2 separate regions of the Homo sapiens genome follow, and region 2 is linked to region 1. A link is an interaction called in ENCODE POLR2A ChIA-PET data of the cell type or tissue named here. Cell type or tissue: IMR-90. All regions are shown on one strand. Each heading gives the region's core, and the rest is flanking DNA. Links, peaks and the distances in the headings are about the cores only. Region 1 overlaps ATXN2 (ataxin 2). Region 2 overlaps ACAD10 (acyl-CoA dehydrogenase family member 10).

Evidence for each region. Peaks named below come from ENCODE experiments on the same cell type or tissue, not always from the same donor. Only the 100,000 strongest peaks of a DNase experiment are listed, where the experiment ranks them.
Region 2: POLR2A ChIA-PET joins it to region 1 with 9 read pairs; 2 of 35 experiments call an interaction of 5 or more read pairs at or near these places.

The regions. Positions count from the first base shown.
Region 1 is chr12:111,582,332-111,587,707 of GRCh38, reverse strand. The region is part of intron 1 of ATXN2 (ataxin 2); the gene reads left to right. Among named protein-coding and RNA genes, the nearest start is that of ATXN2, 14 kb to the left of the region's middle. In IMR-90, for the core only: no CTCF peak of the experiment used is centred there; a DNase peak (open chromatin) is centred at 2,577; H3K27ac peaks cover 670 bases.
Region 2 is chr12:111,730,524-111,735,899 of GRCh38, reverse strand. ACAD10 (acyl-CoA dehydrogenase family member 10) reads right to left here. Exons shown (of 21, transcript NM_025247.6): 11 at 1,832-1,977. Among named protein-coding and RNA genes, the nearest start is that of ALDH2, 34 kb to the left of the region's middle. In IMR-90, for the core only: no CTCF peak of the experiment used is centred there; no DNase peak of the experiment used is centred there.

The sequences.
Region 1 (5,376 bases), core at 244-5,243:
TTATTGAACAGTGTTGCCAATGATCAGTTTTTTTTTAAATTTCCTTTTTTTTGAGACTGAGTCTTACCCTGTTGGCCAGGTTGGAGTATAGTGGTATGGTCATGGCTCACTGCAGCCTCAACATCCTGGGCTCAAGCAGTCCTCCTACCTCAGTCTCCCGAGTAGCTGGAACTACAGGTGTATGCCACCATGCCTGGCTTTTGTATATTTTGTAGAGACAGGGTTTAGCCATGTTGCCCAGGCTGGTCTCAAACTCTTAAATTCAAATGATCCACCCACCTAGTTTTCCCAAAGTGCTTTAATTACATGTGTGAGGCACCGTGGCTGGCCAGGTCAAATATTTTTCATTGACGTTTTTCATATTGCTTTTTAAAGTCATGTTAAAATATTCTTAATAATTTTTCTAAGTGGAATTAATCTTGATTATAATTTTAGTTTTTTATAAAGGGCGGGTTTTGAAACAAGTACTGCATTTTTCTTTTCGGGTTTATAAACATTTGCTGTGGACTTTGTGCAGTTAACTATTTTCATTCCTGAAACACATTTCGAAATCAGGAATTGAAGACTAAATGTCTTTTCACTGAAGCTTGAGCAGATTTTAGAAAGGGGAGTTCTTTTTTTTTTTTTTTTTTTTGGTAGAAATGGGGGTCTTGTTATGTTGCCCAGGCTGGCCTCCAACTTCTGGGCTTAAACTGTCCTCCTGCTTTAGCCTCTGGTCTGGAGAGTTCTTTATGGCCTCTTTGAGAACTTTTACTTTACACATGATTCTATCTAGCTTTCTTTTCTGATGTACATATTGGCAGCAAGTAGAAAAGCAATGTTTTCAGAGGCAGATATATTAACAGCAATGAGAAATAACAGTAGCGTGATAGAAAGTTGAAAGACTTAGCTGGGTGCGGTGGCTCACGCTTGTAATCCCAGCACTTTGGGAGGCCAAGGAGGGTGGATCACTTGAGGTCAGGAGTTCGAGACCAGTCTGGCCAACATGGTGAAACCCTGTCTCTACTGAAAAACAGAAAAAGGGCCGGGCGTGGTGGCTCACCCCTGTAATCCCAGCACTTTGGGAGGTTGAGGAGGGCGGATTACAAGGTCAAGAGATTGAGACCATTCTGGCCAACAGGGTGAAACCCCATCTCTACTAAAAATACAAAAAAATTAAATGGGCGTGGTGATGTGTGCCTGTAGTCCCAGCTACTCGGGAGGCTGAGGCAGGAGAATTGCTTGAACCCGGGAGGCAGAGGTTGCAGTGAGCCGAGATCGGGCCACTGCACTGACGACAGAGGGAGACTCCGTCTAAAAAAAAAAAAAAAAAAAAAAAACCAGACTTGGGGCTGGGCGGGCGCCTGTAATCCCAGCTACTTGGGAGGCTGAGGCAGGAGAATCGCTTGAACCCGGGAGGTGAAGGTTGCAGTGAGCTCAGATTGTGCCACTGTGCCCCAGCCTGGGCCACAGAGCAGAGTGAGACTCTGTCTCAAAAAAAAAAAAAAAGTTTGGAAGACTGGTGGCTGGGCATGGTGGCTCACACCTGTAATCCCAACACTTTGGGAGGCTGAAGCAGGCAGATTACCTGAGCCCAGGAGTTCAAGTCCAGCCTGGGCAACACAGGGAAACCCCATCTCAACAAAAAATATTAATACAAAAAATTTAGCCAGTCATGGTCGTGCACTTCTGTAGTCTCAGCTACTTGGGAGGCTGAGGCAGGTGGTTCACTTAAGTCTGGATGTCGAGGTGAGCCATGATTGCACCACTGCACTCCAGCCTGGGCGTTAAAATGAGACCTTATCTCAAAAAAACAAAGCAAAGAGCCTGGGAACTACTAAAATGGGAACTACTAAAAAACAGACACAAGAGCTCAACAAGTATACCATTCTGGGAGGTTTTTTTTTTTTTTTTTTTTTTTTTTTTTGAGATGGAGTTTTGCTCTTGTCACCCAGGCTGGAGTGCAATGGCGCCATCTCTGCTCACTGTAGTTCCGCCTCCCAGGTTCAAGCAGTTCTCCTGCCTGACTCCTGAGTAGCTGGGAGTACAGATATTGGTCACACACCGGGTTAATTTTTGTATTTTTAGTAGAGACGGGGTTTCCCCATTTTGGCCAGGCTGGTCTCGAACTCCTGACCTCAGGTGATCCGCCTGCTTCAGCCTCCCAAAGTGCCGGGACCACAGGCGTGAGCCACCGCACCTGGCTTTTTTTTTTTGACATAGAATCTTGTTCTGTTGCCCAGGCTGGAGTGCAATGGTACAATCTTGGCCCACTGCAACCTCTGCCTCCCAGCTTCTAGCGATTTTCCTGCCTCTGACTCCTGAGTAGCTGGGATTACGGGTGCCCGCCACCACACCCGGATAATTTTTGTATTTTTAGTAGAGATGGGGTTTTGCCATATTGGCCAGGCCGGTCTTGAACTCCTGACCTCAGATGATCCACCTGCCTAGGCCTCCCAAAGTGCCGGGATTACAGGCGTGAGCCACCACTCCCGGCCTGGGAGTTTTGACTGTAAGTTTATAGCTGTATATCTTAGGCCCTAAGGGCATTACTGTTTTATAGCACAGTGTAGTTAGTTAATGTGCTCATAATGGTGACTCATAACACCAGGTTAAATGATTTTTTATATCTCCCAAAGAAGTATTTTTCAATCTGCAGATCATGACCCCTTAGTAGATTGTGAAACACATTAGTGGATTATGACAAGCATTTTTAGAAAAATGAAAAAGAATAAGAAGTGTTAGGATGCATTGCATTATTGAAATAATTGTTTTTGAGATGGAGTTTCGCTCTTAGTTGCCGAGGCTGGAGTGCAATGGCCCGATCTGCCTCCCGGGTTCAAGTGATTCTCCTACCTCAGCCTCCTGAGTAGCTGGGATTACAGACATGCTCCACCATGCCTGGCTAATTTTGTATTTAGTTTTAGTAGAGATGGGGTTTCTCCATGTTGGTCAGGCTGGTCTTGAACTCCTGACCTCAGGTGATCCACTTGCCTCGGCCTCCCAAAGTGCTGGGGATACAGGCATGAACCCCTGTGCCCGGCCTAATTTTTGTATTTTTAGTAGAGATGGGGTTTCACCATGTTGGCCAGGATAGTCTTGATCTCTTGACCTCGTAATCTGCCCACCTCGACTCCCAAAGTGCTGGGATTACAGGTGTGAGCCACTGCACCCAGCTGCCAAGAATTGTTTTAAGCTTTGGTTTGAGTTAATGTATATATACCGCATTGTAATTCAAAATGTAATTTTTGGCCAACTCTGGGCACATTGCCTATGGACTAGTCCTGCTCTGCCACGAGCAGCAACAGTTCAATGAATTTTTTTTTTTTTTTTTTTTTTTTTTTTTTTTTTGAGACAGGGTCTCTGTCACCAAGGCTAGAATGTAGTGGTGCAGTCTCGGCTCACTGCAACCTCTGTTTCCTGGGCTCAAGCGATCCTCCCACCTCAGCCTCCTGAGTAGCTGGGAGTACAGGAGCACGCTACCATGCCTGGCTAATTTTTGTATTTTTTGAAGAGATGAGGTTTTGCCATGTTGTTCAGGCTAGTCTTGAACTCTGGAGCTCAGATGATCCACCCACCTTGGTGTCCAGAAATGCTGGGATTACAGGGATGAGCCACCGTGCCTAGCCAAAAATTTTTTTTTAAGTAATTTTTTATTGATATAGTCAAAAAAGTTACTGCTTTAGAGCCAGAGAAACGCAGTAAAAGGATTGAGAAAGAGTTTTGAGGTTATATCTAAGCTAGGGTTGTCAGATTTGGCAAATAGAAATACAGGACACTCAGTTAAATTTGAATTTTTGATGAACATTGACCAGTTTTTTAGTATAATTGTGTATTAAATTGCATAGAAAAAAGTTATTTATCTAAAGTTGAAATTTAACTGAGCATCTTGTATTTTATCTGGCAACTCCAGTCTAAGCTGGAATCATGGTTCACTGTTTTTTTTTTTTTTTTTTTTTTTTGAGTCGGAGTCTTGCTGTGTTGCCCAGGCTGGAGTGCAATGGTGCGATCTTGGCTCACTGCAACCTCCACCTCCTGTGTTCAAGTGATTCTCCTGCCTCAGCCTCCTGAATAGTTGGGATTACAGGCACCCACCACCATGCCCAGCTAATTTTTATATTTTTAGTAGAGACGGGGTTTTCGCCATGTTGTTCAGGCTGGTCTTGAACTCCTGACCTCAGGTGGTCCGCCCACCTGGGCCTCCCAACGTGCTGGGATTACAGGCATGATCTACCGTGCCTGGCCATGGTTCACTCTTCAGTAACTAAAATTTAAGCTCTATGAAAGCAGGAACTTTGTTTTGTTCACTATTGATTGTATCCCTATTTCTTGAATGGTTGGCACTTAACTGCTTGGTCACATGTTTGAATGGGCAAGTTACTCAGCCACTCTCAGGCTTAGTTTATTTACCTATTAAAAGAGAAAGAATATCTTCCTTGGCTGGGCGCGGTGGCTCACGCCTATAATCCCAGCACTTTGGGAGGCTGAGGCGGGTGGATCACGAGGTCAGGAGATCGAGACCAACCTGGGCAACATTGTGAAACCTCATCTCTACTAAAATAGAAAAAATTAGCTGGGCATGGTGGTGCGCATCTGTAGTCCCAGCTACTCGAGAGGCTGAGGCAGGGGAATCGCTTGAACCCAGGAGGTGGAGGTTGCAGTGAGCCAAGATTGTGCCACTGCACTCCAGCCTGGGCGACAGAACGAGACTCTGTCTCCAAAAAAAAAAAAAAAACAAACAAAAAAAAAAACTGAGATACTGGCCGGGCGCGGTGGCTCGTGCCTGTAATCCCAGCACTTTGGAAGGCCGAGGCGGGTGGATCACGAGGTCAGGAGATCGAGACCGTCCTGCCTAACATGGGGAAACCCTGTCTCTACTAAAAATACAAAAAATTAGCCAGGCGTGGTGGCGGGCGCCTGTAATCCCAGCTACTTGGGAGGCTGAGGCAGGAGAATGGCGTGAACCCGGGAGGCAGAGCTTGCAGTGAGCGGAGATGGTGCCACTGCACTCCAGCCTGCTGGGCGACAGAGCGAGACTCCGTCTCAAACAAACAAACAAACAAACAAAAAAACTGAGATACTAAAGTCTTAATATTTTCTGTTTTTATGTATTTATTTTTTGAGATGGGATCTTGCTGTATTGCCCAGGTTGGAGTACAGTATTGTGATCATGGCTTATTGCAGCCTTTAACTCCTGGGTTCAAGTGATCCTCCCACCTCAGCCTCCTGAGTAGCTGGGACCACAGGCACATGCAACATCACACCCTGCAGTTCTTTTTTTTTTTTTGAGACACCGTCTCGCTTTGTCACCCAGGCTGCAGTGCGTGGTGCAATTTCTGCTCACTCTAACCTCCACCTCCCGAGTTCAAGCAGTTCTGCCTCAGCCTCCTGAGTAGC
Region 2 (5,376 bases), core at 128-5,127, 150 kb before region 1:
TCAAAAATAAATAAAACGAGTGACAGAGGGAGACTCCATCTCAAAAATAAATAAACAAATAAACAAATAAATAAATAAATATAAAAATAAAAAGATCTCACCAAATTATGAAAATGATAATTATAGCAAATAAAATAATTTCACGGGCCAGGCGCAGTGGCTCACGCCTGTAATCCTAGCACTTTGGGAGGCCAAGGCGGGCGGATCATGAGGTCAGGAGATCGAGACCATCCTGGCTAACACGGTGAAACCCCATGTCTACTACAAAAACAAAAATTTAGCCGGGCGTGGTGGTGGGTGCCTGTAGTCCCAGCTACTTAGGAGGCTGAGGCAGGAGAATGGTGTGAACCTGGGAGGTGGAGCTTGCAGTGAGCTGAGATCGCGCCACTGCACTCTAGCCTGGGCAACAGAGCGAGACTCCGTCTCAAAAAAAAAAAAAATTCACTTATTTCCTCCAGTTGTGACATTTTCATGATTTAGAAGCATGTAATATATTCCATTCCTAGGTATTAATCTTAGGAGTATACCTTATATATAGGCAAATATATTACTACAAGGATGTTCACTGCCTTTTTTTCATGGAAGTAGGGGAAGTAATACTAAAAAATTGGAAACAAATTAAATATCTAAATAGGAATTAACCCAAATGTCTTCCCTTAATTCTTTTTTTTTTTTTGAGATGGAGTCTTGCTCTGTTGCCTAGGCTCGAGTGCAGTGGCGCCATCTCAGCTCATTGCAAGCTCCGCCTCCCGGGTTCACACCATTCTCCTGCCTCAGCCTCCTGAGTAGCTGGGACTACAGGTGCCCACCACCACGCCCAGCTAATTTTTTTGTATTTTTAGTAGAGACGGGGTTTCACCATGTTAGCCAGGATGGTCTCGATCTCCTGACCTCGTGATCCACCCGTCTCGGCCTCCCAAAGTGCTGGGATTACAGGCGTGGGCCACCGCGCCCGGCCGTCTTCCCTTAATTCTATACAATAAAATTATATGCTCTCATTAAAAATTATGCTATAGAAGAAATACTTAATGTCATGAAAACATGTCTACAGTATACAATGAAGTGAAAAAAAGCATGCCATTAGATCATGTTACATTTTTGTTTTGTTTTAGGAAATGTACATATACACACAGAAGAAAAGATGACATGGATAGATACTGAAATGTCAGCAAATGGTTATCTCTGGGACTACTAATGATTTTAACTGTTTTGTTGTTGTTGCTATCTGTTGGCTCTAGTATTTTCACAATAAATGTGGTTTGTTTTTGTTTTTTTTGAGATGGAGTCTCGCCCTGTTGCCCAGGCTGGAGTGCAATGGCATGATCTCAGCTGACTGCAACCTCTGCCTCCCAGGTTCAAACAATTCTCCTGCCTCAGCCTCCCGAGTAGCTGGGGTTACAGGCACACGCCACCACGTCCAGCTAATTTTGTATTTTTAGTAGAGACAGGGTTCACCATGTTGGCCAGGCTGGTCTGGAACTCCTGACCTTGTGATCCACCCGCCTTGGCCTCCCAACGTGCTGGGATTACAGGCATGAGACACCACACCCAGCCACAATGAATGTGTTTTTAATTTAAAACCCTAAATAGAAGTTAGCTGTGTAAAAGCATAAGCGGTACCTATACAGGCATACTTTTCACTTAAAACACATCCTATATCCACTTTCCCGTAAATGTGACAGGACTGCATTCTAGTTATGTTTCCCACCAGAACCACCAGGACCTCACTTTCACTTCCCCCGCCCAATCACGGACTACTTCAGCTGAGTTTGCTCCCAAATGCTTGGAGAACTGGCTTGCTCCCCCACTATCCTCCAGCAGCAGTTCCTACCTCTCAGCACGGGAAAACTGGATGGCAGGTAATGAGCCAGGCAGCTGTAGGCCACATCAGCAAGGGGGTCGCCCAAGGTAGAAAGTTCCCAGTCAAGGACAGCAAGCACCTCTGGCTCTTCTGGATGAAACACCAGGTTGTCGAGCCTGAAAAGTCGCAGGAGGAATAGAGACAGCACTAAGAAAACTGCCGGCTAGGGTGGATTCTGCGTGGTCTGTTTGCCCTTTAGGCTTGGCTCCCCACCCTCCCATCCCCTCTGTGCCCGGGTGCCTGAGCTCCCTGGGCTGTGTGCTCCAAAGGCTCCCTTGCCCTCTGGCTTCCAGCTGGACTCAGCCAATCAAAAGCAGGAGATGGGAAAGGGCCTGGTTATTTATTTCCCCAGCTCCTTCTCTGCAGCCTTCCCCAGAGAGCTAGCCTCTCTGGGTTCCGGGAATTACTCCCTCCCTGTGATGGTTTTAAAACAGATCTGTAAATCCTTTGACACTCCTCCCACAAAAGGTAGAGTCTAATGCTTGGCCCAGTGAAGCATCTTGCTTCTAACAGATATAAGACACGTGGAAGTGATGCTGAGGGATTCCTGAAACTAGACTAGGTCAGAAAACGTGATACAGCTTCTGCCCAGCCCTCTGTCTCTTGAAACACACTATTTTGGAGCCCTGAGCCCCCAGGTAAGAAGTCCAGGGCTGAGAGCAATGGTTCATGCCTGTAATCCCCACATTTTCGGAGGACTGCTTAAGCTCAGGAGTTCAAGACCAGCCCGGGCAACATAACAAGATCCTATCTCTACAAAAAAAAATTTAAAAATTAGCTGAGCGTGGTAGTGCACGCCTGTAGTCCCAGCTACTCAGGAGGCTAAGGTGGGAGCATCACTGAGCCCAGGAGTTGGTGGCTGCAGTGAGTTATGTTCCAGCCTATGAATTGCCACTACACTCCAGCCTGGGTGACAGTGCAAGATCCTGTCTCAAAAAAAAAAAGTCCAGTTACCCAGAAGTTGCCATGCTGGAGAGACCATGTGGGAACCACAAAGAGACAGAAAGAGAGGCCCAAGGAGCCCGGCTGTTAATATCTTCTCTGCCCAGGGCCAGCATGCTAGCAAGTCTTCAGAAGATCCAGCCCCACCCGACAGCCGCCCTACTTTGAAATAAGCTGTCCTGTCCCCAGACTGCAAAGATTCATAAGCAAAATGACTGCTGTCGTTGTTGACAGCCACTCAGTTCTGACAAAGTTTGTTGTAGAGTAGCAATAACCACAGCACATGCTTGCCCTGTCAGACTGACCCCTCACTGTTACTGGCCCCGGGACTCCACGCTGTTCTTCAGCGGTTCCTCTAAACCACGCTATATTGAACTAAATAACCCTATATTGAACTCTCCCCAGATAGCCTCTTTCATGCTTTCTGTTTCCTGCCAGGGCTGTCTGTAATGCATGCTTTATTTAAAAGAAAAAGTAAACATCAAGCATGCAGAAAAATACAGAGAATGACATAATGACAGAACTCATGTGTCCACCTTCCAGATTTAACAGATATTGTACGTGCTTTTTTGTTACATTTGCTTCAGATTTTTTAAAAATGAGATTTACTGCTACCCTGAAGTTGGTATATATCAGTCTCAGACATTTCTATATTTCTCTTATCTATACCTGTACCTATATACCACATATAGTGTTCTTTCAATTATTTTTAAATTTTCATAAATGATATATTACCCTTTTGAAACTTTTTTCTACTTCGATTATCTTTTTTGAGACTTATGACTTATGTACAGCAAATTGGTTTATTTTACTCACTAAATAGAATTCCAACATATGGCCAAACTACACTTTATTTATCATGTATTATAATTACAAGCATGACCAAAACAAACATCTTCACCTGAGTCTCTTGGTGCAAAGCTGCAGCAGATGCTTCTTTACAAGAAACGATGGGTTGTAGCATATTCCCATCTTCCATGTTACTGCCCATTACTTTTCTTTTTTTGTTGTTTTTTGAGATGGAGTCTCACTCTGTCACCCAGGCTGGAGTGCAGTGGTGCGGTCTTGGCTCACTGCAACCTCTGCCTCCCGGGTTCAAGTGATTCTCCTGCCTCACCCTCCCGAGTAGCTGGGATTACAGGGGCACCACCACACTCAGGTAATTTTTATATTTTTAATAGACATGGGATTTTGGCATGTTGGCCAGGCTGGTCTCGAACTCCTGACCTCAAGTGATCTGCCCGCTTTCGCCTCCCAAAGTGCTGGGATTACACGCTTGAGTCACCGTGCCTGGCCACTGCCTACTACTTTTCAAAGTAGCTGCAGCAGTTTATGCTCCCACCACCGCTGATTCACTCCACTAGCAAGAAATGTTCTTCTATCCATCAAAAGACAGAACTATCTCTGACTGTGTTGATCAATAAGCAGCAGCACGCTCTCTAAAATCAGAGGATGCCTTTCCTGGAGGCAACATCCTAAATGATCATCATACTTCACTATAGCTAGGGGAGGGGGTGCTCAGACTGCACTGGATATCTCCTGCCTGCTGTATACTTGATCACATTCGTGGATTGTTGAGGTGCCAAGAGAAGCAAAGACAAGGTCCACGGAGCAGCTGTTGTGGGCTGGTGACACAAAGGCCACCTGAGGTCTTCCCCGCCAAAGGAAATACATGGCAATGGCTGGCAAGGAAAGTGTTGTCAGGCAAGTGCTCTAGAATCCCAAGTGGAGAAAGAAGATGGAGGAGGGGGTCAAATGCAGCCCAACTGCATGCCACGTTCAAGGCAGTGTGGGGGAAGCACTTGGCCCCATCAGTCTCTGATGCAGAAGCAGGTTCCTCAAGCTCCCGTGATGACCACATGACAAAGAAAGCTCAGCTGTCCACTCTCAGACCCAGGGGGATCCCCAAAGGTGGCTGGCTAACGGAAGAAGCCGGGAGCGAGGGACACCGGTCAAGCCAATGAAGAGAGGCCAATCAAATTTGGAAGGCAAAGAAATGTCTTTAAGGCTGGGCATGGTGGCTCATGCCTATAATCCCAGCACTCTGGGAGGCCAAAGTGGGCAGATCACTTGAGGGCAGGAGTTTGAGACCAGCCTGATCAATATGATGAAACCCCATCTCACATTTTTGTATTACTAAAAATGTATTGTATTTTTGGATTACCAAAAATACAAAAGTTAGCCACACATGGTGGTGCACACCTGTAATCCCAGCTGCTCGGGAGGCTGGGGCGGGAGAATTGCTTGAACCCAGGAGGTGGGGTAGGCAGTGAGCTGAGATCACGCCACTGCACTCCAGCCTGGGCGACTGAGTGAGACGATGTCTAAAAAAAAAAAAAAAAGAAACGGAAATGTCTTTAAAATTAGCCTTCACTGTCTAGTCTTGTTTAATAAAAGGCCTGAGTCCCCAGATGGGCAAGAAGACAAGCCAAATAAGGCATGCTTGCATCAAAAGCAGGTCTCCAGGTGCTGCGAAGCAGAAAACACTATAAACACTACCCTATAAAAGTACCTAACGGGCAGTTTTCACAGCAAGAGATGATAAGATAAAGCTAGACACTGCCGCCAGACGC